Regions from separate parts of the Homo sapiens genome. Here region 1 is linked to region 2. A link is an interaction called in ENCODE POLR2A ChIA-PET data of the cell type or tissue named here. Cell type or tissue: PC-9. All regions are shown on one strand. Each heading gives the region's core, and the rest is flanking DNA. Links, peaks and the distances in the headings are about the cores only. Region 1 overlaps PALM2AKAP2 (PALM2 and AKAP2 fusion). Region 2 overlaps SVEP1 (sushi, von Willebrand factor type A, EGF and pentraxin domain containing 1).

Region 1 (15,966 bases), core at 2,779-10,778, 340 kb after region 2:
TAAGAGGATAGATTGTATATTATGAATTTTCTTTTTAAAATTATTTATTTATTGAGAGAGGGTCTCACTCTGTCACTATGGCTGGAGTGCAGTAGCATGATCATGGCTCACTGCAGCCTCAACTTCCTGGGCTCGAGTGATCCTCCCACCTCAGCCTCCTGCGTAGCTGGGTCTATAGGCATGTGCCAGCATGCCTGGCTAATTTTTGTATCTTTTGTAGAGACAAGCTTTCCCCATGTTGCACAGGCTGGTCTTGAACTCCTGGGCTCAAGCAATTCCCCGCCTTGGCTTCTCAAATTGCTGGTTTACCACACCAGGCCAACGTTATTAGTGTTTTCTAGGACAATAATTTTTTTTTTTTTTTTTGAGACCGAGTTTTGCTCTTGTTGCCAGGCTGGAGTGGCACAATCGCGGCTCACTGCAACCTCTGCCTCCCACGTTCAAGCAATTCTCCTGCCTCAGCCTCCCAAGTAGCTGGGATTACAAGCGCCCTCCACCAGGCCCAGGTAATTTTTTTGTATTTTTAGTAGAGACGGGGTTTCACCATGTTGGACAGGCCAGTCTCGAACTCCTGACCTCAGGTGATCTGCCCACCTCAGCCTCCCAAAGTCCTAGGATTACAGGTATGAGCCGCCATGCCCAGCCTACAATAATTTTTTTAAGAGAAATTCTCTTGATCCTACCACCTCAATTCCCTGTTTCCCCTCAAAGCAAAAGTTCTTAAAAGAGATGTTTTTTTCACCAAGACAGCACTTGTCAAAGTCATCAGTGACCTTGAGGTTGCCAAACCCAGTGGTCATTTCTCCAAACTCACCCGACCTGATCTTTCACCAGGATTTAACACAGGCCATCAGTCAGTCAGTCACATTTAAACTGCTTTCTTCATTTGGCTTTCACAACTGTTTCTTGATTCTCCTCAGTGCTCTCTGACCTTTTTGTTTTTTGTTTGTTTGTTTGTTTGTTTGTTTGTTTTTGAGACAGGGTCACTCTGTCACCCAGGCTGGAGTGCAATGGTATAATGACAGCTTACTGCAGCCTTGACCTGCCGGGCTCAAGCAATCCTCCCACCTCAGCCTTGGATGACAGGTGTGTGCTGCCTCACCTGGCTAATTTTTTTGTTCTTTGTAGAGAGGGAGGTCTTGCTATGCTGCCCAGGCCAGTCTCAAACACCTGGGCTCAAGCGATCCTGCCACCTTGAGGGCCTTCCAAAGTGCTAGGATTATAGGCATGAGCGACTGTGCCCAGTCTCACTGACCATTCTTTCTTAGTCCTCTTTTAAGGTTCGTTCTCATTTTACAAATCTTTAATTTGGGATGAGCAATGACTTGGGCTTGATCCCTTCTATCCCTCAGGCCATTCTCTCTGTGATCTCATCCAGTCAATGGCTGTGCACAGGTGAATCCCAAATTTATATGTCAGCTTATTTTCTCCATGGAACTCCAGACTCATACTTAACCTCTCCACGGGATGCCTAGAAGGCATTTTTAAATTAACAAGTATATTGCAAATTCTTAATTTCCTCTCAAAACCTGCTCCTCCTATAGTCTTGCCTACCTTGTTAAAGACAGGTCATCCTTTTAGCCCTAACCAAATCATCCCATATTCTACAGCATTCTGATTTTTCTCCAGAGCATTAATCACCATCTTTCATATGATAGTATTTACTTGCTTGTTTCTTGTCTATCTCACCCTACTGAAGTGTAATCTACATAAGTACAAGACCTGGTCTCTTTTGTTAATTTCTAGATGCCTAGAGCTTGGCATAGAGTAGGTGCTCATTAAATATTTGTTGTTGAAGCCGGGTGCGGTGGCTCACGCCTGTAATCCCAGCACTTTGGTAGGCCAAGGTGGGTGGATTACCTGAGGTCGGGAGTTCGAGACCAGCCTAACCAACGTGGAGTAACCCCGTCCCTACTAAAAATACAAAATTAGCTGGGCGTGGTGGCGCATGTCTGTAATCCCAGCTACTCGGGAGGCTGAGGCAGGAGAATTGCTTGAACCCAGGAGGCAGAGGTTGTGGTTGCGGTGAGCTGAGATCGTGCCATTGCACTCCAGCCTGGGCAACAAGAGTGAAACTCTGTTTCAAAAAAACAAACAACAAAAAATATTTGTTGGAAAAAAAAAAAGGAAAGTCCCCATGTTCATGTAGCTTACAACCTAATATGGCATGGACAATGAGGTAAGAAAAACAATAAGCAAGAGAAGAATGTCATAGATAACAGGAAAGAAAATAAAAGGCCAATTGAATTCACTCATGCAGATACATGAAATGTATTTTGTGTCAGGAGGCGGTAATTGTTATAAAGAAAAATAAAACAGGGTAAAGGGATAGATATTGATGGCAGTAGGAGGTGAGTACTATTTTATGTAATGGTCAAGAACAGACTCTTTACTGAGGTGATATTTGAGCAGAGACCTGGAGAATGGAAGGAAGTGAGCCAGGGAGACATCAAGGGGAAAAGCATTCGAGCATAGGGAACAGCAGGTGTGGGGACACTGAGCAATCATGTTTGGAGCAGCCAGGAGGACTTCAGAGCTGAGAAAGGAGGGGTGAGAGAAGACTGGCAGTGAGCCAGATCCTAAGGTCCTTGCAAACCTTGATAAGCACTTTGGATTACCTATTTTCCTGAATAAGATGAGAAGCCACTGCATTATTTCAAGCAGAAAAATGACTTGATTTGGTTTAGATTTTTATAACATCACTGTGGCTGTTTCTGGGTGGAGTCTGTGTTACAGAAAGGGAAAGGAGTGGCCGGGAGAGCACTTAGAAGCTATTGTAATAATCTGGGCAAGAGATGATAATGGCTGAAAGCAGAATGGTAATGGTGGAGTGGTGACATCAATGGTGAAATCAGATTCCAGACATAATTGGAAGTGGAAGCTGCACCAGGCACATGACACATGGCACAAAGCATTGCCCTCAGAAGGCATTCAACACATAATTATCAGATGCATGCCCAAATACTTCTTATTTTCATTACAATAAAGTGTTCTTATTAACGGGTTCAAAAAAACTCCCACTTGATCAGGGTTTCTAGGAAGTTTCTTTTAAAAAAACAAAGCACAGGGCCTGGTGCAGTGGCTCACGCCTGTAATCCCAGCACTTTGGGAGGCCAAGGCGGGTGGATCACGAGGTCAGGAGATTGAGACCATCCTAGCTAACACGGTGAAACCCAGTATCTACTAAAAATACCAAAAAAACTAGCCGGGCGTGGTGGTGGGTGCCTGTACTCTCGGGAGGCTCAGGCAGGAGAATGGCATGAACCCGGGAGGTGGAGCTTGCAGTGAGCTGAGATCACGCCACTGCACTTGAGCCTGGGCGACAGAGCAAGACTCCATCTCAACAATAACAAAAAAAAGTACCAACTCACCAAAACAATATATATATCATATATATGTTATATATAACACACAACATATCATATATGTTATATATAACACACAACATATCATATATATTATATATAACACACAACATATCATATATATGTTACATATAACACACAACATATCCTATATATGTTACATATAACATACAACATATCCTATATATGTTATATATAACACACAACATATCCTATATATGTTATATATAACACACAACATATCCTATATATGTTATATATAACACACAACATATCCTATATATGTTATATATAACACACAACATATCCTATATATGTTATATATAACACACAACATATCCTATATATGTTATATATAACACAACATATCCTATATATGTTATATATAACACACAACATATCCTATATATGTTATATATAACACACAACATATCATATATATGTTATATATAACACACAACATATCATATATATACATATATCTGTATTATACGCATAATATACGTATATAATATGTATTATACATATTATATACGTATATGTATTATACATATAATATATGTATATAATATGTATTATACATATAATATATATAATATGTATTATACATATAATACATATGTATGTAATATGTATTATACATATGTACAATATGTATATTATATATTATATATGTGTGTATATAATATAATTATATATTATATTATATATATTTTTTATATATATACACACACACACACATGCACACATATATATTTAGTACATTGGGTAAAGTATTTCTTAAATTTTAGGCAGAAAAAAAAGCACTTGTAAAACACTAAACATACTAGATTTTCCCGTAAGTTGATTCCAAGAACTTAGTATTTCATATGAAAGGATCACATTGACCCTTAAATTTCTAACATTTACCATGGGCGAATTCAATTGACCTTTCATTTTTCTCTCCCATTAGCTATGGCATTCTTTTCCCTTTAACTCCGTAATCATAAACACAGCTATTTTCAGACCTGTCACTTATACAAAGAATATATGGCAGCCGGGCGTGGTGGCTCACACCTGTAATCCCAGCACTTTGGGAGGCGGAGGAGGGCAGTTCACGAGGTCAGGAGTTTGAGACCAGACTGGCCAACATGGTGAAACCCCGTCTCTACTAAAAATACAAAAATTAGCCAGGCATGGTGGTGGGCACCTGTAATCCCAGCTATTCAGGAGGCTGAGGCAGGAGAATCGCTTGAGCCTGGGAAGCAGAGGTTGCAGTGAGCTGAGATTGCACCACTGCACTCCAGCCTGGGCAACGAAACTGTGTCTCAAAAAAAAAAAAAAAAAAAAAAAGGGGAATATATGGCTTGATAGTTATTGGATTCTCTCCATAGGGAAAGCATACGCTATGGTCTTTTCTATGCTGTGGATGTGAATTCCAAGTGAATGGCTAGTTGTAAAGTTAACTGGCTCTGCATTCCCCAAGAAACATGCAAAAGAGGCTGGGTGTGGTGGTTCACGCCTGTAATCCCAGAACTTTGGGAGGCCGAGGCGAGCAGGTCACCTGAGGTCGGGAGTTTGAGGCCAGCCTGAACAACATGGAGAAACCCTGTCTCTACTAAAAATACAAAATTAGCCGGGCGTGGTGGCACATGCCTGTAAATCCCAGCTACTTAGGAGACTGAGGCAGGAGAATTGCTTGAGCCCAGGAGGCAGAGGTTGTGGTGAGCCAAGATCACGCCGTTGCACTCCAGCCTGGGCAACAGGAGTGAAACTCCATCTCAAAAAAACAATAGAAAAAAAGGAAAGAAAGAAACCTGCAGAAGAGCACTTAGGGATCACAGGCAAGAGGTGCCCTGGCACTGTGGTTAGGGGACTATGCTAACCACATGAAGAATGCTAGGAATGAAGGCAGAATCCTCATTCTTCCACTGATTCTGAGCAGGACCTTCCATAGGTTACTTTATCTCCCTGTGCCTCAGATTCCTAGTCTTTAAAATAAGAACAAGTGTATAGTATCTATATCATGAGTTCATGGAACTCATTGGATAAGTTCATGCTTATAAAGGCCACAGAATACACCTTTTAGATTCTCAATTAGTATTAGCTATGTGTTATTTGTATTCATCTGTGCCAGTCCACTGGCTCATAGCCTGTCCAAAAAACTACAGTGGTCTTAGATCAGGTCCATTCTTGACTAATTCTTGCTCCCAGGATCAAAACTATTTTCCTGTCATTACATTTTAATTAAAATATTTTTTGATTCTAAAAGAAATATTTACTCATTACACAGAAAGCAATAAACTGTGGGCTCTGAAATATGACAAACCTGGAATTGAATTCTGACTCTGCTCTTCCAGAATTTGTGACCTTATAAAGTCTTTACCTTCTCAAAGTGTTGATTTCTTCATCTGCACAATGGGACAAAAAATGGTACCTATCTCATGGTGTCATTTTGAGTGTTAAAGAGAGAAATGCAGGTAAAGTGTTTAACACAGTGCCTAGCCCACAGTAAACACTGGGAAAAAGAAAGGGAGTGAAGGGAGAGAAGGAAAGAGAGGAAAAGAAAGTAGGAAGAAGTCAATGACTGTTATAGGATTGAAGGTTTAGTAAAAGCCACACAAAGGAGAAAGGTTTGGAAAATGCTTAGACACAGAATGCATATTTTTATTTAAAAGAGAAAAAGATTTGCTGTGTCTTTTGCAATACCATTTCTCTTAAAAGGGATTTTCCTGTGTCACTCATGGGATACACTTAATATAAACTTAGAAACTTTTTCATATTTGGGATTTGTTTATATTTTCTTTGCAAGAACCAACTCAAACACACTAAAAATAATAAAAAGAATAATTCTTAGTGGATGAATGTTTGTCTATTTCTCAACTTAAATAAGGTTTTGTCTCCAAAATTTCAAAGTGACTTATTCACATTAATTTGAAAAGTCAGACCAAAAATTTGACCCTGCTTAAATATGGTATGCTACATATAATACGACATTCAATAAATTTATTTATTTATAATAGAAATAGGGTCTCCTTCTGTCACCCAGGCTACAGTGCAGTGGTAGGATTGTGGCTTACTGCAGCCTCATCCTCCCAGGCTCAAGTGATTCTCCCACCTGTCTCCTGAGTAGCTGAGACGACATGCGCACACCACACCTGGCTAGTTTGTTTGTTTTTTTATTTTTTTATTTTTTTTGTTTTTTTATTTTTTATTTTATTTATTTATTTATTTATTTATTTATTTATTTATTTATTTATTTATTTTGAGACAGAATCTCACTCTGTCACCCAGGCTGGAGTGCAGTGGCACAATCTCAGCTCACTGCAGCCGCCTCCTCCTGGGGTCAAGCGATTCTTCTGCCTCAGCCTCCCGAGTGGCTGGGACTACAGGCACGCGCCACCATGCCCAGCTAATTTTTGTATTTTTAGTAGAGATGGGGTTTCACCATATTGGCCAGGATAGTCTCAAACTCCTGACCTCGTGATCTGCCCGCCTCAGCCTCCCAAAGTGCTGGGATTACAGGCGTAAGCCACCGCACCCGGCGGTTTTTTTTCTTTAAGTAGAGATGATGTCTGGCCAAGTTGCCCAGGCTGGTCTCAAACTCCTGAGTTCAAGCAATCCTCCTGCCTCAGCCTCCCAAAGTGCTACAATCATAGGTGTAAGCCACCATGCTTGGCCAATAAGTTGATTTTTTTTAGTCCAAAAGTTAACCAAGGCTGTGTTATTTGTGGCATAACACAGACATGGAGACATTTTAGAAAAAACTAAAAGAAGAAACTGTCTTAAGCTACAGTATGATGGGTGCAGTAGTCTCTTAACTAATATTGCAGGACACCTGTGTGCTTAATTTCTCCAGATTCAAGGAAAGCTCTACTTTTTTTTTTTTTTTTTTTTCCCCGTAAGCTAAGCTTTGCTTATTTACTGAGAAGGCTGTTCGGTTTTATCATACTCATGAATCACTGCAGGAGAATGATAATGAGAAATGTAATCAGAATGCTGACAGGATGAAGACTCATGGGCCAGCCTGAAGAACAACTCATTCTCAAGGATGAAAATCAAATCTTATCCCACTAGGTAAACTCCAGCTTTGCATTGGAAGAATGAACGCAAACAGAACTACATAAAAGCCTCCATATTGATCAGGACTGTGAGGCAAGGAAGACCTCCTTAGCATGTCTACATACCAGCATCATCTCATTATTCTCCAAGGTGAAGCACTGTGACAAAGTCATGAAGATCTAGTGCTGTCTGGCTTAGACCTAGGCTCCAGCACTCCTTGTCTGTGTGACCTTAGACAAGTTACTTAATCTCTCTGCACCTTGTTTTCTCTGTAAACTGGAGATATCCTAGTACCCACCTCATAGGGTTGTGGTAAGAATTAAATAATAGAATACCCTAAACACCCAGAGCACTACCTGACACATGGGAAGTTCTCAATATATGTTAGCTATTATCTCATTATTCATTTTATTAAACCGAATTTCACTAGAAAATGCATACTGTTGGAGATCAAAACTCACACTCTGGTGGGGTGCAGTGGCTCACACCTGTAATCCCAGCACATTGGGAAGCTGAGGTGGGCGGATCAGTTGAGGTCAGGAGTTCGAGACCAGCCTGGCCAACATGGTGAAACCCTGTCTCTACTAAAAATACAAAAATTAGCCAGGCCTGGTGGCGCACACCTGTAATCCCAGCTACCAGGGAGGCTAGAGGCTAAGGCACAAGAAATACTTGAACCTGGGAGGTGGAGGTTGCAGTGAGCCAAGATGGCGCCACTGCACTCCAGCCTGGGCAACAAGGTGAGACCCTGTCTCAAAAAACAATAACAGAAACAATAATAAACCTCACAATCTGTGAGCAGATGGAAAATATGATGACAAATCCAATACCCTACCCTCTAGCCCAGATCCCTTTGGGAGACGGAGTGGGAACTGCAGCTGCTGGTACCTTTTTCTTTTCAGAAACAGACATAAAAATTCTGAGATAAAATAAATGTCACATCTCCACTGACTAATTTCTGAGGAAGAAGTAGTTGTTGCAATGATAGTAAGCATAAGTGACCTCGAAACAGACCAGCTCGTGGTATGCAGACCTACCAGTGGCCTGCTCTGCTAGGCAATGAATCAAGCATCTTGTATGAGCATGTCATCTTTTTACATACAATTTACATGATGTCATGATTTTTACCAAGTGTATTTTTTACTACTAAGTTTTCACTACAATAAAAAGGGCAAGGGGGCAGGCCACTAGAGAATGGGTAGGAGAAAGAGATGGGAAAGGCATTGGATAATTTATCGAGATAGGAGCACTAGATGCTCACTTCAACAATCTTCAGTATTCATATGATACAGAAAGATCATTCTTCCCATTGTTAGGGCTCAGAAACCTATATCCCCAAATATGATGCTTTGATATTCTGAACCTGAAGAAGGCTCAAGGTCTCTCTGACCTCCCCTCACTCCTGTCTCTCAATCTTCTGTCTCTCCCCTACGCACAGGATGAAATGGTTCTGTGAAGTTCCCTTATCTACCTAAAATCTTACCCTCCAGAGAAGAAAACAATTACTTCTGGTCTCTTCCTTGAGTTGCCATTAGCAACTCATATAGCAGGAAGAAAGACTGAATGAAGTCTGTCAACACATCTGAACAGACTTCTGTCACAAATTGTTGTCTGTTCTGTGGGCCCAACAGACTTTGTCCCAGGTCACTGTTGGTTCTTCAAGTAAAAATCATTTACTGCCCTTCCCCCCACTTCCTATCTCCACACTTCCTATCTCCGTTTCCTCTAAGAAGAAGGGTATATAACCATCTGTACCCCATTGTGTGTAATTTTCTCTCTTTGCACATTAGTAAACTTCTATGCCATTTCTCCCGTTAATCTGTCTAGTGTCAATTGATTTTTCAACGAAATTTCAGAGGGCAAAGGGAAAGTTTTCCCTTGGCCCCTACTCTATGAATCCAACAACTTTTCCTGATAACTACAATCTTGATTTATGAGACCTCTCTGATACCTGACCAGTTGCAGAAGGACAAGGCTTATCGTAAGTGGCCACATGAGTTCTACCCAGGATTTCAGAAATAATTTGCAATCATTCCAAACCCTCAGGGACATGAATGGTAATTTATTCAGACATTAACTGGAGAGACAAACTGGTTCCCTGCCTAAATGGGAACCAGGTTGGCTACCTTCCAGTCGCACTAAAGACCAATAGTTTCTGTCACTGGGTTCTGTGTTTGGTTTGCGTGGCTTGGTTCTTTCACAAGTCATAGACTTTGGTACTTGCAAATGAGCCTTGTTGCAAAACTAGCTTGATTGGGACAGATTATTCTTAAGAAATGAGGCTTATCTGCAGACAGGCTCTGACATACTGAACAGCAACACGTGACAGTTTCTAGAGCTTTAGCATCATTAGTCATTCTCACTGCTGGAATGTTCAAAATGTGCATAGAAGGAAACAGACAGATGTCCTCAGGAAGCATTTGTGAATGTGTCAGAACTTTTGCTGGGAATATCCATGCCCATGTCATGTATTTTAGGGTGACCACTCAGAGATAGGGGATTTTACCAAGTAGGAGTTGATAAAAGCACAAGAGTATTTCATCAACATTTTAAAAATTGGGATGATGAAGCTATCTGCAGAAAATGAAATTAGGCTAACACTGATATCCCAACTAAAAAGAAGATCCTAGAATAAGGCTTCCAAAAAGTCATGATATACCCAGATTGAGGTAAAGGGTTTTTGTTGTTGCTGTTGTTCAAAAGAAAAAACAATCAAACAAACAAATAGAGGGTAGTGTTTCTCATAGTTTCACTTCATAGAGAAACCAATGAGGTACAAATCTTGGCATGGATCAGATTTGGATTCCTAGCAAAGAAGCATATCAAGGGATGTCCCTTGATAGGTTATCAGCATATTACAAGTCCTTAAAATATACATCTGTCTGGTTTAAAGCTTAATAAAATACATTGTCATGTTTAAAATGAAAAAAGTCTTTTTTTTTTTTTTTCAAAAAGAACCCAAAACCACAAATAATCCCAAAGGACAATAATCAAAACACATTACGCGGTTCCCTTCATTTCCTTTGCAACACTCCTCTTGCCTAGGGCCACTGGACTTGGCAAATAAAAATACAGAACACCCAGTAAAATCTGAATTTTAGGTAAACAACAAATAATTTTTTAATATAAGTATGTCCCATGCAATTTAATTCAAATCGAACTGGACATCTAATATTTTATCTGGCTAAGCTACCCTTGCCCTGTCATTGGAGCTCCCCTGCTTTAGCTAATTAAAAAAAAATAAACCTGCACTTATTAAAACCCAAACAGAGAGGCTACAAAGTGTCCTTCCATCTGGGTTCAAAGCTTGGCTCCACCACACACTCACTTTGAGATCTTGGGTAAGTTACTTTACTGTGCCACAGCCACCACATCTGTAGAATGGGATTAATAACAGTTTCTCCTTAGCAGAGTCATCTGGAGGATTACACGAGATGGTGTATGTGTAGCACAGTACTCAGCTCAAAGCAAACGTTCAACCCATGTTAGCTATTATTGTTGGCAAGAGAACACAGCGAAGAAATAAAACGGCAAAGAAGAAGGTACCTGAGATTATTCACTTGCCACGAATATTCCTTATCTACACATAGATTATTGAAAGCTGTCAATGGTTGTGACTTCATTTCTTTCACATTTATTTTATTTGACAAATAGGGAGTAGCACACAGGAACAATAAATAACCATTAATAATATAGTTTATTACAGTTTACAACAGAGCTCTTCATATTCATTTTAAAGAAAATTCAAGACAATGATTCTCAAAGACATGTATTATAAAAACTGACCCATATAGTACCGATATGCCTCCTACTCACCAATGCCAAACCCCCTCTGAGATCCACTACCCTGAATAGTTTCAAGGATTTTTAAAAAATCTTCGAAAATATTTCCTTTGGCAAGGAACCAAATTTAGAGCGATCTTTATGTATATACACAATGTAGAAAGGTTTTCTGTCCCAAATGTCTCTTTTTTGTCCAGAGTCCCTGCACAAAACAATCCTTTCAATGTCGTCATCATCAAATACAAAGGGCAACCGGCTGGACACCACTGGCAACAAAAGGCCTTCAGCAGAATGTTTTTTTAAAAGCAAAGGCCAAAGAAAGCTGTAACCTGTGGCCTCTATTCACCACCGGAAGAGTCTAAATGCTTTTCCTCTTTTGTAATAGAGAACATCTGCTCTTCTAGGAGGATAATCTGTCTTCCAACAAGTTTTACGTGTAGAGAAGCAACATCCTTTTTTAAATGTGGCTTTCCCATGTCCTTGAATAGAAATGTACCCTTTTCAAACGGTTTTACAGCCAGAATCTCTAGTTTGCCTAAGGGCTACCAACCTTGTTTCTTGTTCAAGCATAAATGAGAAATATTGAACATGTAAATAAGAATACCAGACTTCATTCTGAGGAAAATTCTGCTGTGCTAAAATTTTTTGTATTCTTTTTTGCAAACACTTAGTTTTTAGTCTTAGTATATATGGACAAGAGGGCAAGATAAAGAGAGCATCTACGATTTAGTTGGTGTATTTGATGGAAATGACAGCCAAATCACAAAATTTTTATCCTAGAGATACTTCTTTAACATGGATTACTTGATGTCATTTTATCCAGTCGTTGGATAAACAAAATTCAAGAAAATGATGCACAGCCAAGCAGGTGTGATTTGGGACTTGCAGCAAGGCACCAGCTGGATAAGGCCAAGACATTTCCAGTATGAGGGTCCTGGACAGTTCACGCCACAGAAGAAAGGAACTTTTGTAACCAGCAATATCTTTAAAAATCTAGCTTGTAGCAGCTTCCTACTTTATTTCTGAGGGGTAGCCATCTTACTGGCTTTTCTGTTTTTGTTTTTGTTTTTGAGACTGCATCTCGCTCTATTACCCAGGCTGGAGTGCAGTGGCGCGATCTCGGCTCACTGCAACCTCTACCTCCTGGGTTCAAGCGATTCTCGTGCCTCAGCCTCCAGAGTGGCTGAGATTACAGGTGTGTGCCACCACACCCAGCTAATTTTTGTATTTTTAGTAGAGACGGGGTTTCACCATTTGGCAAGGCTGGTCTTGAATTCCTGACCTCAAGTGATCCACCTGCCTTGGCCTCCCAAAGTGCTGGGATTACAGTAGTGAGCCACCACGCCTGGCCTTACTGGCTTTTTACTATTAACATAATGTATTAAAAATCCCTTTGAGAAGGCAATTAAATAGTAATACATTTTAGGTGTAAAATGCAACATTTAGGTGGTTGACAGGAGCTGGAGTAGGAGAGAATGGGGGGCTGGTATTTAATGGGTAGAGAGTTTTGGTTGAAGAAGATGTTGAAAAAGTTCTGGAGAAGGATGGATGACGATGATGGTTACAGAACACTTTGAATGTACCTAACGCCACAGACGGGTACCCTTTAAAAGTGCTTAAAATGGTAAATGTTATATCTGTTTTACCACAATAAAAAATAGCATTGATTAGGCTAATAAAAAAATTAAAGAAAAAAGGCTAAGATGTGAAGGGAAAATAGAAAAGAGAGATAATCGCTGGGTGTGATGGCTTACACCTGTAATCTCACACTTTGGGAGGCTGAGGAACGAGGATCACTTGAGCACAGGAGTTTAAGATTGGCCTGGGCAACATAGGGAGTCCTCCTTCTCTACAAAAAATAAAAATTTAGCCAAGTGTGGTGCTGCACGCCTATAGTCCCAGCTACACAGGAGGCTAAGGTAGGAGGATTGCTTGGGCCTGGGAGGTTGAGGCTGCAGTAAGCCATGATCACACTGTGCTCCAGCCTGGGTGACATAGCGAGACCCTGTCTAAAAGAAAGAAAGAAATAAATAAAAGAGTGAGAGAAAGAAAAGAAATAGAAAGAAGAGAGATTGATGCAACCCCTGCAGAGGGACGTAGTGGTGGAGAGGGCAGTGATCTTAAAGGGGAAGTGTGAGTTGAGTGCACCCTCCTGCCACAGTCAAGAAGAGGGTCCCTCACTCAGAAAACACTGACTGGGCAGCTGCAATGAGAGAGTGCTTCAATTTAATAATTGAACAAACTATGGCAAAAAAGGAAATCAAGCCATTAAAAATTAACTGCATACAAATAGCCAATAAGCACATGAAAATAACTCAGTGTCGTTAGCCACCAGGAGAATGCAAACCAAAACCACAATGACATACGACTCCACACCCACTAGGATGGTTATAATCAAAAGATGGACAGTAGTAAGTGTTGGCTAGGATGTAGAAAACTTGGAAGCCTCATTCATTGTTGGTGAGGTGTAAAGTGGTGTAGATGCTTTGGAAAAGAGTCTGACAGCTTTTTAAAAAGTTAAACCCAGATTTACCATATGACCCAGCAATTCTACTCCTAGGTACAATCCCAAGACAAAGGAAGACCTACGTCCACACAAAGGCTTACATGTGACTATCCAAAGCAGCAACTATTCATAGCAAGAATACTTACTGCCAGAAGGTAGAAACAACCTCAAAATCCATCAACTTGTGAAGGAACAAAAAAAAAAAAAGCCTTTCGGGCGGAACCTCCATCTTCCAGTAATTCGCCAAAATGACGAACACAAAGGGAAAGAGGAGAGGCTCCCGACATATGTTCTCTAGGCCTTTTAGAAAACATGGAGTTGTTCCTTTGGCCACGTATATGCGAATCTATAAGAAAGGTGATATTGTAGACATCAAGGGAATGGGTACTGTTCAAAAAGGAATGCCCCACAAGTGTTACCATGGCAAAACTGGAAGAGTCTACAATGTTACCCAGCATGCTGTTGGTATTGTAAACAAACAAGTTAAGGGCAAGATTCTTGCCAAGAGAATTAATGTGCATATTGAGCACATTAAGCACTCTGAGCCGAGATAGCTTCCTGAAATGTGTGAAGGAAAATGATCAGAAAAAGAAAGAAGCCAAAGAGAAAGGTACCTGGGTTCAACTGAAGTGCCAGCCTGCTCCACCCAGAGAAGCACACTTTGTGAGAACCAATGGGAAGGAGCCTGAACTGCTGGAACCTATTCCCTATGAATTCATGGCATAATAGGTGTTTAAAAAATAAATAAATAAAAGACCTCTGGGCTGTTAAAAAAAAAAAACAAAAAACCCAAGACACTGGCATATCTTTTTTTTTTTTTAAGACAGGGTCATACTCTGTCATCACCCAGGATAGAGTGCAGTGACACAATCACAGCTCACTGCACTCTCTACCTCCTAGACTCAGGTGAGCCTCCCACCTCAGCCTCCCATGTAGCTGGGACTACAGATGCATGCCACCACATCCAGCTAATTTTTGTATTTTTTGTAGATACACAGTTTCACCATGTTGTCCAGGCTGGTCTCCAACTCCTGGGCTCTAGTGATCTACCCACTTTGGCCTTCCAAAGTGCTGGGATCACAGGCGTAAGCCACCATGCCCAGCCTGGCATATCAATTAAATGAAATATTATTCAGCATTAAAAAGAGTGAAAGGGATAGTGATTGAGGCTACAATGTGGATAAACCTCAAAAAAAAAAAATCATCATCATCCTAAGCCAGATACAAAACACTGCATGTTGTATGACTCCATTTATATGAAATGTCCAGAACAGGCAAATTTATAGAAACAGAAAGGAATGAGTGGTTGTTTGGGGATGGGGTAGAATGGAGATTAACTATAGGAGGGCATGAGGGATCTTATTGGAATGATGGAAATTATTTAAAACTGTGTGTGTTCTAAAACTGGATTGTGTGATGGTTAGTAAATTTATGAAACATTATTGAATCATATACCTACCTGGGGGAACCATATGGCATGCAAATTTTATCCTTAATAAAGTTGTGTTATTTAAAAAAAGAACTACAATTTAGAGCCTCTAACAAGTAAAAAATGAAACAGAAAAATGACCCTTACGGAAATGATATTGTAGCAAGGGCAACTGGATATTATGCAATGAAAATTATGGTTATTTTTATTTTTATTTTATTTTTTGTTTTATCACAGCTCACTGCAGCCTCAATCTCCCTGGGCTCAAGCGATCTTCCCATCTCTTGCCTCCCAAGTAGCCAGAACTACAGGCACATGCTACCACACTCAGCTAATTTTTTTGTATTTCGTAGAGACTGGGTTTTGTCATGTTGCTCAGGCTGGTCTCGAACTCCTGGTCTCAAGCGATCCACCCACCTTGGCCTCCCAAAGTGCTGGGATTACAGGTGTGAGCCACCACACCTGCCCGACATCTATGGTTATTGATGTGAGTGGCTATGAAGGAGAGCTGTTAGGTCCTATGAGAATGTGAAACAAGCAATGCTTGTTAGAAAGTGCCACTGGAGCTGGGTGCTGTGGCTCACGCCTGTAATCCCAGCACTTTGTGAGGCCGAGGCGGGTGGATCATTTGAGGTGGTGAGTTCAAGACAAGCCTGACCAACATGGAGAAACCCCGTCTCTACTAAAAATACAAAATTATCCGGGCGTGGTGGCACAGGCCTGTTAATCCCATCTACTCAGGAGGCTTAGCAGGAGAATTGCTTGAACCCAGGAGGTAGAGGTTGTGGTGAGCTGAGATGGCGTCATTGCACTCCAGCCTGGGTGACAAGAGCGAAACTCCA
Region 2 (15,966 bases), core at 3,325-11,324:
GGATGTAAGAGAATGTAGAGCCTTTTGAGGGGGGACATCTTAAAGGAATATCCCAGACTTCACTTAAAGTCTAAAGTCAGAATGAGTGTTGTGTGTGTGATATTGAACAACATAAATGTCTGTTGACAGATAAATGGATAAAAAAATGTATGTTGATAGATGATGATGATGATGATTAAGAAGATAGATTAGATAGACATGCAGATAAAAATAGGCAGATACAATGAAATATTATTCAGCTTTGCAAAAGAAGAAAATCCTGCCATTTACAACAACATGGACTAACCTGGAGGACATCATGCTACATGAAATAAGCCAGACACAGAATGACATATACTGCCTGACTTTGCTGATAGGTGGAATCCAAAACAGTCAAACTCATAGAAGCAGAGAGTAGATGGTGGTTCCCAGGAGCTGGGAGGGGGTGAGGATAGGGAGATGTTGCTCAAGGTATCAAAGTTTCAGTTATGCAAGATGAATAAGTTCTGGAGTTCTAATGTCCAGCAATGTGACTGTAGTTAACAATACTGTATTGTATACTGAAAATTTGCTGAAAGGATAGATCTTGTGTTCTCACCACAAAAAAGAAAGAAAGAAAACAATAACTATGTGAGGGGATGAATGTGCTAATTAGCTCCATTGTGGTGATTATTTCACAATCTATACATAAATCAAAACATCAGGTTGTAAAAAATATATACAATTTTTATTTGTTGCACCTCAATAAAGCTACAGGGAAAACTGAAATAATAGCAGCCAATAAAATGCTGTACTTCTCCACATACTGAAATTCCCTCCTGAGATTCGATTTTTGTCTCTCTTCCTGAAAGCTTGACTCAAGGAAATAGTATGAGATATAAAGGGGCAATTCTATTTTCTGACTCCTTCCCTTCATAATTCCCTACATTTGTGACCCATCCTGCTTCTTTTCCAGCTGTCTGTCGATTTCCATGTCAGAATGGGGGCATCTGCCAACGCCCAAATGCTTGTTCCTGTCCAGAGGGCTGGATGGGGCGCCTCTGTGAAGAACGTGAGTTGCTCTTCAGATCTTACTTTGAGTCCTGACAAATTGCCTGGATGCTCCCACCTGAGGGGAGTTACCAGGAAATGGTTGTACTGTTGGGAAGAATTCATTTGCTGTAAGTCCTTGTCCACACCAAACAGAGCACATATGTGTCAACAGGTTGCAGAAGATCTAGAATATTAATGACTTTGAAAATACTGTTATTAAGATCCATCTAAAGTCATTTTCACATGTTCCCTGGCACAAATTTGCAAAAGTCTTCTTGAGAAGGAGCTTGTTGTAAAGTCTCCAAGCTATCCTCTTCCCTTAACTCAAGGTCTACTATGTGCTATGTCAGTCATTGCTGCAGTTGGTATAAACGTGCACCACTGCAAAACATGTACTTTGCAGGTAATATTTGCAGCTCACCATTTCCTCTTTGTTGTTAAGAATAGTTTCTACTCATTAAGAAAATAAGAAAAGCTGGCACTCCTATATCCATACTTGGTAAATTAATATAGAATTTTGATCCTTATAGAAACAATTTGAAATTCCAGGGAGGTATGGATAGTGATGTTAAATTTTTAAATATCTCAACTACACTTTATTTCAATATCTTAAAATATATATAAGGATAAAATGGTTTCATATTTCAACAGGAGCAGTGTATGTAAACCATTAAGAGTGATTCATGTGATGGCCATTGGTCTATACCAGTTTTTCCTACAGGGCAGGAATTTTATAAGAGACTAAAATGTTTTAAGTGTGACTTTTTCAACTAATCTATAAAGGAAAATGTATGATGGAAATAAATTTAGGCTGCTAACAACTCACCAAAACAAGTATTCTCAAATGATTAAAAAAGAAGAGAAATCACACTTTTCTCTTCCAGCTCACCCCAATCATTCCATTTCACCTAGAGCTCCCAGACTTAGCCTGCCCTTATGTCAAGAGTCCAAAGACTTAGTAAGCATTGACTTTGGGGTACCCCACGACAGGTCTGGCTTGGCTGCCTTAGCTGGTCTGGCTCACTGAGCATGTGCCTGCCCTCCTTCATTATACCAGTGCTTCCCAAGCTTTGCTATGCATACAGATCATCTGGGAGATCAGCAGATCTGAGTTGGTACCTGATATCTGCATTGCTAACCAACTCCTAGGTGATGCAAAGACTATTGGGGTTAGGGAACTTGATTTTGGGGAGCAAAGCAACAAACTCACATCTTTTAAACAGACTATGCCTCTTTAAAGATTTCAGTGATTTCTAGGAGGAGGAATGATAGTCATGAACAGGGTTCGGGAGGCATCATTCAGTCACCGTCAGTCCTCAGCTTCTCGGAAATAAAGGGTGTGTTGTCCCATTGCTACCAAAATGTTGCAAACTCCAACCCTATGTTACAGCCTATCTGATTCCCATTCTCACATTTAGTTCAAGACAGGAAGAGCCTCAAGGCAGCCAAATCCTCTTAGAACATTTTATGTAATTTGTAATGGAAATTTGAAACTATAATAAATGGAGACCGTTCTGCTTATTTTGTGAAGAGTTAAAGCAAAGCACTTTGCAGACACTGATTACGGAGTGTCTTCACTGAAAGTGGATTTGGCCTTAAAGTCATTACATGTGGCTAAGAATCCAGGCTTACTTTCCTGATTGTATTTTCCCAATGATACTCATTAATAAGCAGAACACATGCAGGAAACTTATTTAGTGAGTCATATAAGGTTTCACTCCTGCAAAATGTTTTCTGAACCCTTGAACCTATCTAAGATGTGTACTTTGATCAACGCCATTTCAATCCCCCCTGCCTCCTTTTTTTTTTTTTTTTTTTTTTTTTAGCAATCTGCATTCTTCCCTGTCTGAACGGAGGTCGCTGTGTGGCCCCTTACCAGTGTGACTGCCCGCCTGGCTGGACGGGGTCTCGCTGTCATACAGGTAGGCCTCTTTCATGGTTTGTTTTCTTGGTGGCTCAGGCCCATGAAACTCCAGAGGACATTGAAGAGTGTGACTTAGACTCAGAAGTGGTGGCAAAATGAAAAAGTACTGATGTTTCTCAAAAATTCCTCAAGATGATCCCTTGATTCGTGTCTCAACACTGAATTTTATGGTTGCCTAAACACGTTTCCAGGTCATGTGCCGAAGAATAGCATCTAAGTCTACTCAATTATCTGTCTTCTTTATGTCATCTGCTTCATTTTGCAGAGCATAGAGAAGACATTACACAGAGGTTCAGAATAATACTTATTTTAATCTCTAAGAAGCTAAATTACTAAATTCATGCTTACTCTTTAGAAAGAACAAGGTTATACATAAATACAATTTAAGTTAAAATGAAAAAAAAAACACTTTATCCAGTCTACCATTGATGAGCATTTAGGTTGATTCCGTGTCTTTGCTATTGTGCATAGTGCTGAAATGAACATACACGAGCATGTGTCTTTATGGTAGAATGATTTCTATTATCTTGGGTATATACCCAGTAATGGGATTGCTTGGGTTGAATGGTAGTTCTGTTTTTAGGTTTTTGAGGAATCGCCGTACTGCTTTCCTCAATGGTTGAACTAATTTACACTCTTACCAACAGTGTATAAGTGTTCCCTTTTCTCCACAACCTCCCCAGCATGTTTTTGTTTTGTTTTGTTTTGTTTTTTGAGAACAGAGTTTCACTCTTGTCACCCAGGCTGGACTGCAGTGGCGCAATCTTGACTCACTGAAACCTCTGCCTCCCAGGTTCAAGCAATTCTCCTGCCTCAGCCTCTGGAGTAGCTGGGATTACAGTCACCTGCTGCCATACCCTGCTAATTTTTCTATTTTTAGTAGAGACAGAGTTTCACCATGTTGGCCAGGCTGATCTTGAACTCCTGACCTCAAGTGATCCACCCACCTTGGCCTCCCAAAGTTTTGAGATTACAAGCATGAGCCACTGCATCCAGCCTATTTTTTTACTTTTTAGTAATAGCCCTGCAGCCATAAAAAAGAACGAGATCATGTTCTTTGTGGAATATGGATGGAGCTGGAGGCCATCATCCTTATAAAAGGAACAAAAAACCAAATACCACATGTTCTCACTTATAAGTGGGAGCTAAATGATGGGAACACGTAAACACGTAGGAACAATAGACACTGGAGCCTACTTGAGGGTAGAGGGTGGGAGGAAGGAGAGGATCAGAACAAAATAACTATTGGGAACTAGGCTTAGTACCTGAGTGATGAAATAATCTGTACAACAAACTCCCATGACACAAGTGTACCTATATAACAAACCTGCACATGTACCCTTGAACCTAAAATAAAAGTTAAAAAAAAGTTTAAAGGAAAAGAAATGGAAAAATATTACAAAACTCATCAAAGAGATGGTTTCTTATCATGGACAACAGTAACAAATGGTAGTTGATTGATTAGTAAAAAACATCCTGTTAGCACCTCTTGCAGACCTCAAATACAGCATTTGGCCCACTATACTTTGACATCTGTTCAATTGCTTGATTATCTATCCCTTCCCCCACTAGATTATACGCCACTTGAGGGCAAGGATTTTTTTTTTATCATCTTTATATCCCCAGTGCTTAGCATAGTGCCGAAATATAGTAGATATTTTTAGTAAATGTCAAATAACTCAATTTAAAATGATAAACTACCTTCTAGTGTCCTAAAATTTTAAGCCACCACTTAAAACATAGGGCTTGCTATATTTATGAAGTATTAATTCTGACATACCACTATTCCTCCTATAAACAATGTTTATACCACCTCCTCAGTGGAGTAAAACATAAATGGCATGTAAAGTATAGACAGGGCTTCCTAACACCAGAGCTTGTCATGAACCCTAAGGCTGGAAAGACCATATAATTTAGCTTCCAAACCAGGACATTTTTGAGAGTAAAAGAGGCACTATTAATAAGTAAACCAGAGAAATGAGACTGAAAAGTACTGTTACAGACAAAAGCAGATGTGCAGTCGTCACCCTACCTAAAGCCAAAATTGAGCCATTCATGAATGTAGAGAAGGAAATATGTCCTGGAGGCTGAATTTGAAGGCCTTATTTGAGACTCTGAAAGCAGTCTATATAGTGTTTGTTTATAACAAATCAACTTTGCTATTTACCCACGTTTCTCCTGCTCATCTATAAACAAGCTCTGCTTTTTTCCAGGTACCTTACTGGTGCAGGTAATAAATGAATTACTCTTGACTCACCCTCCCTTTCATCTGAGGTTACAGCACCATCATTATTTTTGTTCCTTCCTGCTCAGCATCTCTCACATTCTACTCCACACCACTGTCACCAGTCAGTAAAAGACTCTGGATCATGGCCTAGTTGACCTTCTTGTCTCCATGTCCCTCCAGACTGAACATCATCAATGTACTACTTTGGCATGTCTTTGCCATGTTTAAGAGGCTAAAATGGTTCTCTATTTTAGTCTCCACATCCACCCTGAATTCTTCTGACTTCCAAGGTGCTGCATAAGCCAGCTTCAGCACAGCTGAAGCACAACTCACTTGTTATCCTACCATCACACACTGTGCCCTGCAGTGACGGTTTTCTCACTACCCTTGCAAGCAGCCTCTTCTCCTCCCCAATCTCCTTACATTTGCAATGATCTTCCTCTTTCCTCCACCTATTCTAGCCTCACTCAACCCCCAAGTCCTGCCTAAGTTTCCTCTGATCTCTAAACTTGTTCAATATCACAATAATCTACTTTCTAACATTCCATTTCTATAAACGTTACACAACTAGTTAGAATCATGCAGTTTAAAGCTAATAAATAGATCTGATTTATTTGCATTTCTTTTAACACCTTAGCTCTCTAATAAGAATATGCTCCTAATGACACTGAACTCTATAGCCTTCGTTCTGCCAAATCTTACAGCAGCTACCTCAGCATAGTTACACCCCTAAGTACTAAGCATACCACAACCATATAAAACAGGGGCTCCTGCCCTCCAGAATTTCAATCTAGGAAAGGGGAAGGGATGTGGAATGGCCTATAAATAGATAACTAGGACGTGTTAAGATAGAGGCTAATCAAAATCTATAAGAGGGGCTATGACAACAGTGAAATGGGTAAACTAACCAAATGTTGAAGTTCAGAAAAAGCTACTGAAGCATAGAATCTGAGGAGAAACAAAAGGAGTCCCCAGAAGAAAATCATTGCAGCTAAAGGCATGGACCACAAAATATACAGGTGTGTTCAGCAAAGGATAACCAAAGCCATAGAGGAAATGCAGGGGAGTGGCTGGAATGAAGCTCTAAAGATGGGCAGCATCCGATCAGGAAACACATCACATGCGAAGTGCAAGATGCTAAATTATGTGTTGAGAGCAACAGAAGCCACTGAAGGATCTTAAGCAGGAAAATCATGTGATCGGATTTTCTTTTAGAAAACTGATTTTGGCAGCAGTATGAAAAGTGGAAGAAAGCAAGACTTACAATAGAGAGATTCATTGCGGGATTGTAAAAGCAGAATTGGCAAGAATTAGTGAAGTCTGGAGAAACAACCACAAAAGAGCAGATTTGAGAGACAGTTAAAGAGTAAGAATCAACGCTACTTGGTTACAGATCTATTGTGAGGAGCCAAATACTACTTGGAAGACTAAAAGCTGTTTCCAGCTTGGGCACTGGAGTGGAAGGTGTTGCCATTTACTGAGATAGAGAAGCCAGGAGAAGCAAGCTTGAGAGTAGAGATAAGGAGTTAAGTATGGACACGCTGAGTCTGAGAGGACTGTGAAACATACAAGGGGAGTGATAAGCAGAAACATACAAGGGAAGTGATAAGCAGTTGGATGATAGTTTAGGTTCCCAGAAAATGCATTTAGATGAAGATAGAGATTTATAAGTCATCATTGAAAAATACTCACGGGAGGAAAAAATAACACTGCAGAAGACACGCAACATGAAAAGGTGGCCCTGAGTGGAATACTGGGACCACCGACGTGATAGGGAAGGAGGCTTAAGCTTTTAGACAAGGAAGTAAATGTAATGACTAGTTTGTTAGTGCAGTCAGGCACTGCTAATTCAGCATAGTCCTGAAAAGGAGTAACGTGTTCTTATATCAGCAAGCAGAAACTATGGGGAGTTGGTTTTCAATTATTGAGTTTTATTTTTGCTTGTTTTAATCCTGATTTGTTTCATAATTTTCTTTCCCATTAGATTGCTAATAAGTGTATTCTGCTGGCCAGCTCTTACTCTTAACTTACCAAGAGAGCTCCCTAAGGGGAAAGACGTATTTTACTTGTCTTCTCTTGTTCTCTCTGGACAAGGACCAGTGCTTATCAAGTGCCTACTACTTGCTTAGCAGACATTTTCTCCATATTTTATGAATGAATGACTGAAGAAAGGACATTTACTTATAATTCACCAAAAATATGTATATTATATACGTACAATGGTGAATTATAAGTTTTTCATCCAGGAAAGAGCCTGCCTTTCTGTGCTACAGATATTGGAATGGTTCTTACTTCCAGCTTTCTCCCAACAGACATTTTATTTCCTTCCTACAGGGAGTTCTCCTTTCTCTTTGATATGTTACACTTGCTAAAAATTCATCTAGACCAAATACCAGCATCTTCAGGTTTTTTAACAAATACATTTATGCAGATGAAGAGTTTGGTTATGAGATTATGGATTTGTGAGAAAAACACCTAGATAGTAAATCTTTCAGTGTCCTCTCAGGGTTTTATCTGTGACTAACCAGTTTCTGTAATTCTAGTTAAAGCTGACAAAAGCCGTGAAATATGTCTCCTCTCCAAACACAAAGGGATGTTGAATCATCTGTTATTTTAGACAATCCATGTGCCTAATTTATTATCATAAAAGTTGACGTCTGACTTAATCACCCAATCAATCATAGAGTTCAATGCTAACTCCCTCGAGGAATTTACAATCTTGAGCTTCAAGTCAGTGGAAAGAAATGTACAATCTAATTGAACACAAAAAAATTTATAGTTCAAAACATTCAAAGTGTCAGATTGGTTGCATAAATTAAAAGAGATTAGAGAAGAGGAAAATCAGTGGACTTGGAGTGATCAGCAAAGGCTTCAATAAGTAGGTAGAACTTAATCTGGGACTTAAATGTGAAAATTGACCAGCTTGGAAGGAAAAAGGGAGGTGGTACCACATAAGGATGTGAAGTCAAGCAGAACAGCAGAAATGGATAATGCTAACGGTATATGAAGACCAGCAGTGGCTGCTGCAGGAAGTAGAGTCAAATCTTATCCTACGTGCCTTTATGGATATCATCAGAATTGCTAAGTATTAATTAAATAAATGCATGGGTTTTTTATTCCAGCTGTTTGCCAGTCTCCCTGCTTAAATGGTGGAAAATGTGTAAGACCAAACCGATGTCACTGTCTTTCTTCTTGGACGGGACATAACTGTTCCAGGTAAGATAACCAAAAACTAATGTTCGCCTATAACATGAAGACTCTAAAATTCAAGTAAATTGTCCTAAGAGCCAGAAGTTATCTCTGTCTAGTTTGACTGTAAGTATTTTGTATGTGAAAACATCCATTTTGAGACAGGCTCTCTAAATTTGAATTAAAGCCAAAGCTAAGAAATATTAGTTCAGGATTGACAAAACAAGAATATCTCAAAAATAAGCAGTCTTGTGCTCACTTCAGCAGCACATATACTAAAACTGGAACTTCACAGAGAGGATTAGTATGACCCATGCTAGAGGATGACACACAAATTTGTGAAGCATTCCACAGTTTTTGCAATTAAAAAAAATCGGTTATATAAATAAATAAATAAACTTCTTGAACAGAAGATTGCATCCTACAGATGCAAGGATGTAAAATAAATAAACTCAATGTAATTTTATTGAAAATGACCCAATAGATGTTTAAGTTCTTCATTACAATAAAAATAGTATTGAATTGATAAGAAACGTTTATTTTAAAGTAATATATTTTGTATTTTAGTGTTTCTATGCGTAGCATTTCATTGACTACAAAAAGATTATGTAAAAATATGTTTTTTCATCGGTTTCTTATTTCTGACCAGATAAATATCACAGTTTAAAAATACTATCACAAGTCAAAGGGAAAATACTTAAAAGATCATTTATAACTTTTTAAACATCAGGAAAATATCAGCCATATTGTGACATACCACAGATAAAATATTTTCAATATTCAAACATTGTCCTCACCAATGTTGCAATGTTGAAATATTATCAGCTATATTTTAAGACTTTCAATATATATCACTGCACTTAGATTTGTATTATGTACACTTACCCCTACCATATAGGACTCATTAAAAACAAATGGGTATTTCCATATTCATTTTTTAAAGTGGGAAAAATTCAGTTAACTGAAAACTTTTATTTTTCATTTCCTGATTTGTTATTTTGATTGGAATGTCAAAGTCAACTTGCAAATATAAAAAAGCAATTAAAGTAAAACCTAACAACAACAAAAAAATCTGTCTAATGCCAGTGAATTTCCTCACATCATCTCAAGTATATGCCATCTCTGCAAAAGGAGAAAAAATAAACTGAACCCTAAACAGCAAATTTGAAATGGACAAATATATTTAGAAGCTGCCAAGATTATACCTTTACCTGAGAGCAGAGCTGAATTTAAGAAAATGAGAGCCAAAAGAGAGGAAATAAAAGAGAAAAAACAGTGACTCAAAAAAGAAGTATTTAGTACTTTTTTATAATATTAGATTTTATATTTCAACCTCTTCATTTTTCAGATAAAGAAAAGCCCAGAGAGAGTTTGCATGATTTAAAAACTGTCGATAGGAGTTCTTTCTTGATTGAGGAAAGGATAATTATTAGCATGTATTAAAATACTGTACATTAATCAGGAAAACAAGATCTAGATTTTTTACGCAAAAGTTTGATATAGGCATCCAAGAAAAATAATGGCAAATTAAGCTGAGAGGTGTAGCTCACCTTCAAGGGAAGGCTAACTAGCAACCCAGAGGACCAGACAGGTTCCTCCTCCTGTATATACTGTAATTCTTGCTAAAACTCTAACTAGTTTAAGCAAAGAAGAGAATTTATTATCACAATAGAGGGACCTTGTATGGAACCCAAGGACAGAGGAGTGGTTGAGCATCAGGAGGACCAGACTGGGGACTTGAAAGCCACGTGTACCTCTCCACCTCCCATGTCACCACCTCTTCCAGGGTCTCCTCCATCCTGTCTAGCTACAGAGTGGTTTTCTTCTGTTTAGTTCATGTGGAAGGGAAGGACAGAATTTCTCTTTTTTTTTTAAGACAGAGTCTCACTCAGATGCCCAGGCTGGCATGCAGTGTGCAATCTCGGCTTACTGCAACCTCCACCTCATGGGTTCAAGCGATTCTGTCTCAGCCTCCTGAGTAGCTGGGACTACAGGCATATGCCACCACACCCACCTAATTTTTGTATTTTTAGTAGAGATGAGGGTTCACTATGTTGGCCAGGCTAGTCTCGAACTCCTGACCTCAAGTGATCTGCCCGCCTTGGCCTCCCAAAATGCTGGGATTACAGGCATGAGCCACCGTGCCTGGCCAGGACAAAATTTCTTACAGAATTTTTTACATGTCACCATACAGTATCCGGAGACATAGTACACTGTCCCAGTTTAAAAATCCAGGACTCTGATTGGTCCAGATTGATTCAATGGCCAAGCATGAATCAATGTCCTAGGTTGGATTATGTTGTACCAACATAAAGGGTAATTTTGGCAAAAAACTGGGTAAAAGGGAGGAGAGTCTGGCAATTCCCAGAAGAAAAGAAAGTGGGAGGGGGAAGAGTGCTTGTCTGAGAAATAAACAATAAATGTTACCGTATAAGTTTTTCCTTCTCTCCTACGAGACTGAATGCCTTAAAGTTTGTATGCTGGGCTGAGTGTGATGGCTCACACCTGTAATCCCAGCAATTTGGGAAGCCAAGGCAGCAAGCGGATCACTTGGGCCCAGGAGTTCAACACCAGCCTGGGCAACATAGGAAGATCCCATCTCTACAAAAAATACCCAGAAAAATTAGCCAGGCATGGTGGCACACACCTGTAGTCTCAGCTACTGAGGAGGCTGAGGTGGGAGGATTGCTTGAACCCAGGAGGCAGAGGTTGCAGCGAGCCAAGATTGTGCCACTGCACTCTAGCCTCGGCAACAGAGTAAGATCTTGTTTTAAAATATATATATATGCCTAGTGCCTTGTACAGGCACAAAAGTCGCTGCTCAATAAAGGTTTGTTAACAGATGGAGCAATTTCCTGGCATGAATGTCAGTTGGTAGAGAAATGCCTTGTGGCATCCATTAAATCCCTCAATGTTTACCTTCTCTACTGATAAATAAGACTGACCTGGCCTTTTCTCCAGATAATTCAGTTGTTCAGAAGGAAATTGTGTTTCCTCTGACCTCTGTGCACATCTTCAGAAAACTGATCCTAAGCAAATATCATAATGAAAAACCATAGATTGTTAATGGACTAAGAGACCTTTAGGTTCATTAGCTCCAAACCCCTCATTTTACAGAAGAGAGAATTGTAAGATAGATAGAAAACTAGTGGCAGAATCAAGAGTAAAACTCAGGTCTGATGCTTCTCAGATCTTTCCATAAGTTAGCACTTGTTTCCCATGCCTCTTAGTTATCTCAAAGAATGACCCCCATCCGTATAAACATCACAGATAATGCCCAGGTATCTGGGACTTTCAATCCTGTTTTCATCAACTCCTAAAGAGATGTTAGCTCTTCAGTTCAATTTTTTCTTTTGAATCTATTTGGTTGCTTTTTTTTTTTTTTCCAGGAAAAGGAGGACTGGGTTTTAACCACTGCACGACCATCTGGCTCTCCCAAAAGCAGGATCATCTCTCCTCGGTAGTGCCTGGGCATCCTGGAACTTATGCAAAGAAAGTCCAACATGGTGCTGGGTCTTGTTTAGTAAACTTGTTACTTGGGGTTACTTTTTTTATTTTGTGATATATTTTGTTATTCCTTGTGACATACTTTCTTACATGTTTCCATTTTTAAATATGCCTGTATTTTCTATATAAAAATTATATTAAATAGATGCTGCTCTACCCTCACAAAATGTACATATTCTGCTGTCTATTGGGAAAGTTCCTGGTACACATTTTTATTCAGTTACTTAAAATGATTTTTCCATTAAAGTATATTTTGCTACTAAATAATATTTTGCTGGATAGTACCATTTTATGAGGTGGCCAAGGGATTCATAGAGAGGACTCATGATCTTTCATCTGTGCCACTGGCACCACATAGGAGACCCCTTACAATAAAGGAGACCCCTTTGTTCTGGTTCCATCTTCTATACAATATGTGTAATAATAAAAGCTTTTTCTTTCATTTAATCAATCAGAGAGTAACTGTTGGACCTGGTACTCTCCACCACATAATTATGTCCTGGTACTTAGGGTAGCCTGGCTAATTCTTTTCACAACATTTGAAAAGCCGTAGGCATTAACTTCATGGATGTGGAGAAACAGCATAATGACCTTGGTTCACAATGAAAGTGCTAGCCTTCTTTCTCGTGGCTGGAATAAGAAATGCAAGAACTGGAAGATTAACAAAGAGCTGATACCCGGACTGGTAATCCCACAACTCACTATTTTGGGAGGAAGGGGAAGACAGGGAAAGAGAAGGAAAAAGGCAAATGGGAAACATTCCCCAGAGCTGTGCTCCTGGTCTCACCTGCAAAAAAGAATTGCAGCCACCTAAGAGAAAGCTGAGCTGCCCCTCAGTCCTCACTGTCACCTACCTCTATCACAACAATTGTACCAAGATGAAGCCTTCCCCAGACTTCAGAAAATAAAGTCAAACCCTAGATTTTGTTTTAAAATAGGAAACTCAGAATCAACTTGCCTCCATCCTCTGGGAAAACTGCTCCCACACAGGCCTTGGAGTGTGTTGTAGCACTGTGGAGGAATGCAGAAAGGATGAAAGAGATCTTGATTCTCCTAGTGGTTCTCTTCACTACCGTAGGCATCCCTCAGCCATTGACTCCTCCTTCTTTCTCTTGACATTCACTTTCTTGGCCAGTCTTACATGCTTATGAGTCTACTTTCCAATAAATTTACTCATAGTCCATTAACTTCCAAACCTTGTTGATCTTTGTCATTTATAATCATAAAAACAAAAATACAGCCAAAAAAGCCGGGTGTGATGCCTCACACCTATAATCCTAGCACTTTGGAAGGCTGAGGTGGGCAGATAGCTTGAGCTCAGTAGTTCGAGACCAGCCTGAGCAACATGGAGAAACACCATCTCTAAAAACTAAATAATATAATAATAAAATAAATTCAAAAATTAGCCAGGAATGGTCATGCATGCCTGTAGTTCTAGCTACTTGGGGAGGCTGAGGCAGGAGGGTTGCTTAAACCTGGGAGGTCGAGGCTGCAGTGAGCCCAGATCGCACCACTTCACACAAAGTGAGACCCTATTTCAAAAAGAAAAGAAAACAAAATACAGCCCCAAATCTGAGTAATAAAAAAAAATAGTAGCAGAAAAAATTAAGCTAAGAAAGCAATTGGAAACAACACTCAGTTCTGAAAGTACCTACTAAATAAGTTTACCTTCAAAGTGGAATTTGTATTGGGTTACTTTGAATAGGCTGAAAGGTTTATATTTTCACAGTAAGTCAAAGTAGTCCTGGCGTATAGAGAATATAAGGAAGTAAAGCACCATACAAGTGAGGTGTGGAAATAATACATGTTTAGAAATGTGAGTCACAGAGTAATGATACTAAAAATAGTTGAATATTATTTTTTAATCTTCCATACTATGCAGAGAAGACCAGTGTAGGAAAACAAAAATTTTAAAAAGAAATTTTAAAATCTTTCATACTAGATATATCTTGTAGTGAATTTTTGAAGGCGGAGCCATTCACCATGCTATATAAACTATCCCACAAGCTGGAAAAGATGACAAACATTGAGTAATATTTGCCAAATATTTACCAAATGTCACTCTGATGCAAAAACCTAACAAAGAAGAAAATGAACTATAAATCAATCATATAATTTAGCTTTCAAACTAGTTTTTGAACAACTAATAATACATGCTACACACTGCAGTAGGTGTTTTAAAGAGATTAGGTCTTTGAATCTTCACAACAATTCTACTGAGATAGGTATTATTAACTTTATTTTATGGATGAGGAAAGTGAAACGCTGAGAAGTCAAATAACTGATCTAAAATAAATGGCAAAGCCAAATGAACCCCAAGCCTGATTTACTCTAAAACTCATGAACTTCCTACTCCACTGTTGCTGCCTTTTTGGCCTACATCTAACACTAGGTAATATTTAGCAAATTTAATGTTTTAAAACAATACTTGACAGGCAGATGGTATTTTACAATGACACAATATGAAATGCATGATAAGAGCAATAAATATGGAAAAGGCATTTGATAAAATTCAGCACATTCTTAAATTTCTACAAAAGTAGTAAGTGTCCAGCATACTGAAGTTTATCTGTTTCAATTATAATCAATCCTATTATGAACCACTACATGCCTCACTTTAAAATCAGAAACAAAGCAAAATATTCCCATTCACCTTGAGTATTATTCTTCATTTCTAGCCAGAGCAATAACATATGAAATAAATAAAGAGTATAGAAATGAGAAAATTGTCACAGTTTCATTTTGGCAGGAGATATAATAATGTGTCTTGTAAGATGAAAACTCAAAGGCATGAAAATCCATTAGAAGCACTGAGTCCAGTAAACTGGATGAGAACCAGATATACATACCAAAAAAGAGAGCTTCCCTGAATATTAATTATAAGTAGAGAATATAGTAAAAATCTTCTATTCACAGTATCAGTAAATATATACATATGGATTATACAAATAAGAAATATATGTAGTCTCGAGGAAGAAAATTAGAAAAATATAAACATTCATCAATGCTCAGCTCATGGAGAAACATGCCATTTCTTGGATGAGAGAACTGTATGTTCTAAAGATGTGATTTTTTTTCCAAATAAAGTTTCAAGCTTCATATAGTTCTAATTATATTTGCCATATTGGGTTTTTGGGGGGATCATGACCAAATTATTTATTCTAATATTTATTACAAACAAAAGCAAAATGGAAAATTAAAATATTTTAGGGAAAAACAATGAAAAAGATCTTTTTAAAAATTAGCATAATAAAAAGCTACAGTAATTAAAATAGTATATGCTGGAACAAGAATCACAAAAGCATCAATGTGATAGTCTCTATATATGAATTCAAATATTTTATTTAAAAACTCATAAGTGGCCAGGCACAGTTGCTCATGCCTGTAATTATAGCACTTTGGGAGGCTAAGACGGGTGAATCACTTGAGGTCAGGAGTTCAAGACCAGCCTGGCCAATATGGTGAAACCCCTTCTCTACTAAAAACACAAAAAATTAGCTGGGCATGGTGGCACATGCCTGTAATCCCAGCTACTTGGGAGGCTCAGACAGGAAAATTGCTTGAACCCAGGAGGCGGAGGTTGCAGTGAGCCACAATCATGCCATTGCACTCCAGCCAGGGTGACAGAGTGAGACTTTGTCTCAAAAACAAACAAAAAAACTCATAAGTGATCAAGAAAGCCTTCCAAAAAAAAATGAAGCCTCAATAGTCAGTGAAATGTTTATCATAAAATATTAGAAAGCAAGAGAGAAAAATACTGAGTGACTGGTATTAGACAATTAGTAAAAATTTGAAAATCTTTTTGTTTGAATTCTTACCACATAAAAATAAATTCAAGGTGGATTGTGAAGTAAATATTGATATGAAAACCATAAAAACTGTCTTTAGAGTTAATTTTCTCAAACATTTGAAAGATTAAAAAACCTAGAAGTTACAGTAAAATCACAGTGGGAATGGTGAGCAGATTTGACAGCATAAGCAAATTGAGAGTTCTGGATGTCATTCAAAAAATCGTAATCAAAATGTTGTCAAATTTCTTACGACAGACCAAGGAATCATGTTATACTACCTATATCATATAAATGGGAAAAAAAAACTTAATAAAGCT

The links. ChIA-PET counts read pairs that join two places held together with the same protein. Peaks named below come from ENCODE experiments on the same cell type or tissue, not always from the same donor. Only the 100,000 strongest peaks of a DNase experiment are listed, where the experiment ranks them.
Region 1: POLR2A ChIA-PET joins it to region 2 with 5 read pairs; 1 of 35 experiments calls an interaction of 5 or more read pairs at or near these places.

What each region holds. Positions count from the first base shown.
Region 1 is chr9:110,023,336-110,039,301 of GRCh38, reverse strand. The region is part of intron 7 of PALM2AKAP2 (PALM2 and AKAP2 fusion); the gene reads right to left. It also overlaps the pseudogene RPL21P87. Among named protein-coding and RNA genes, the nearest start is that of C9orf152, 180 kb to the left of the region's middle. RefSeq lists a cis regulatory region at 11,546 and an enhancer at 11,462-11,631. In PC-9, for the core only: no CTCF peak of the experiment used is centred there; DNase peaks (open chromatin) are centred at 7,311 and 9,661; H3K27ac peaks cover 2,465 bases.
Region 2 is chr9:110,362,335-110,378,300 of GRCh38, reverse strand. It overlaps SVEP1 (sushi, von Willebrand factor type A, EGF and pentraxin domain containing 1), which reads left to right. Exons shown (of 48, transcript NM_153366.4): 45 at 935-1,030; 46 at 2,838-2,933; 47 at 8,285-8,378; 48 at 11,741-13,053. The coding sequence ends at 11,762. It also overlaps the pseudogene RNU6-1039P. Among named protein-coding and RNA genes, the nearest start is that of TXNDC8, 32 kb to the right of the region's middle. RefSeq lists enhancers at 714-883, 5,953-6,122 and a silencer at 8,238-8,532. In PC-9, for the core only: no CTCF peak of the experiment used is centred there; a DNase peak (open chromatin) is centred at 7,790.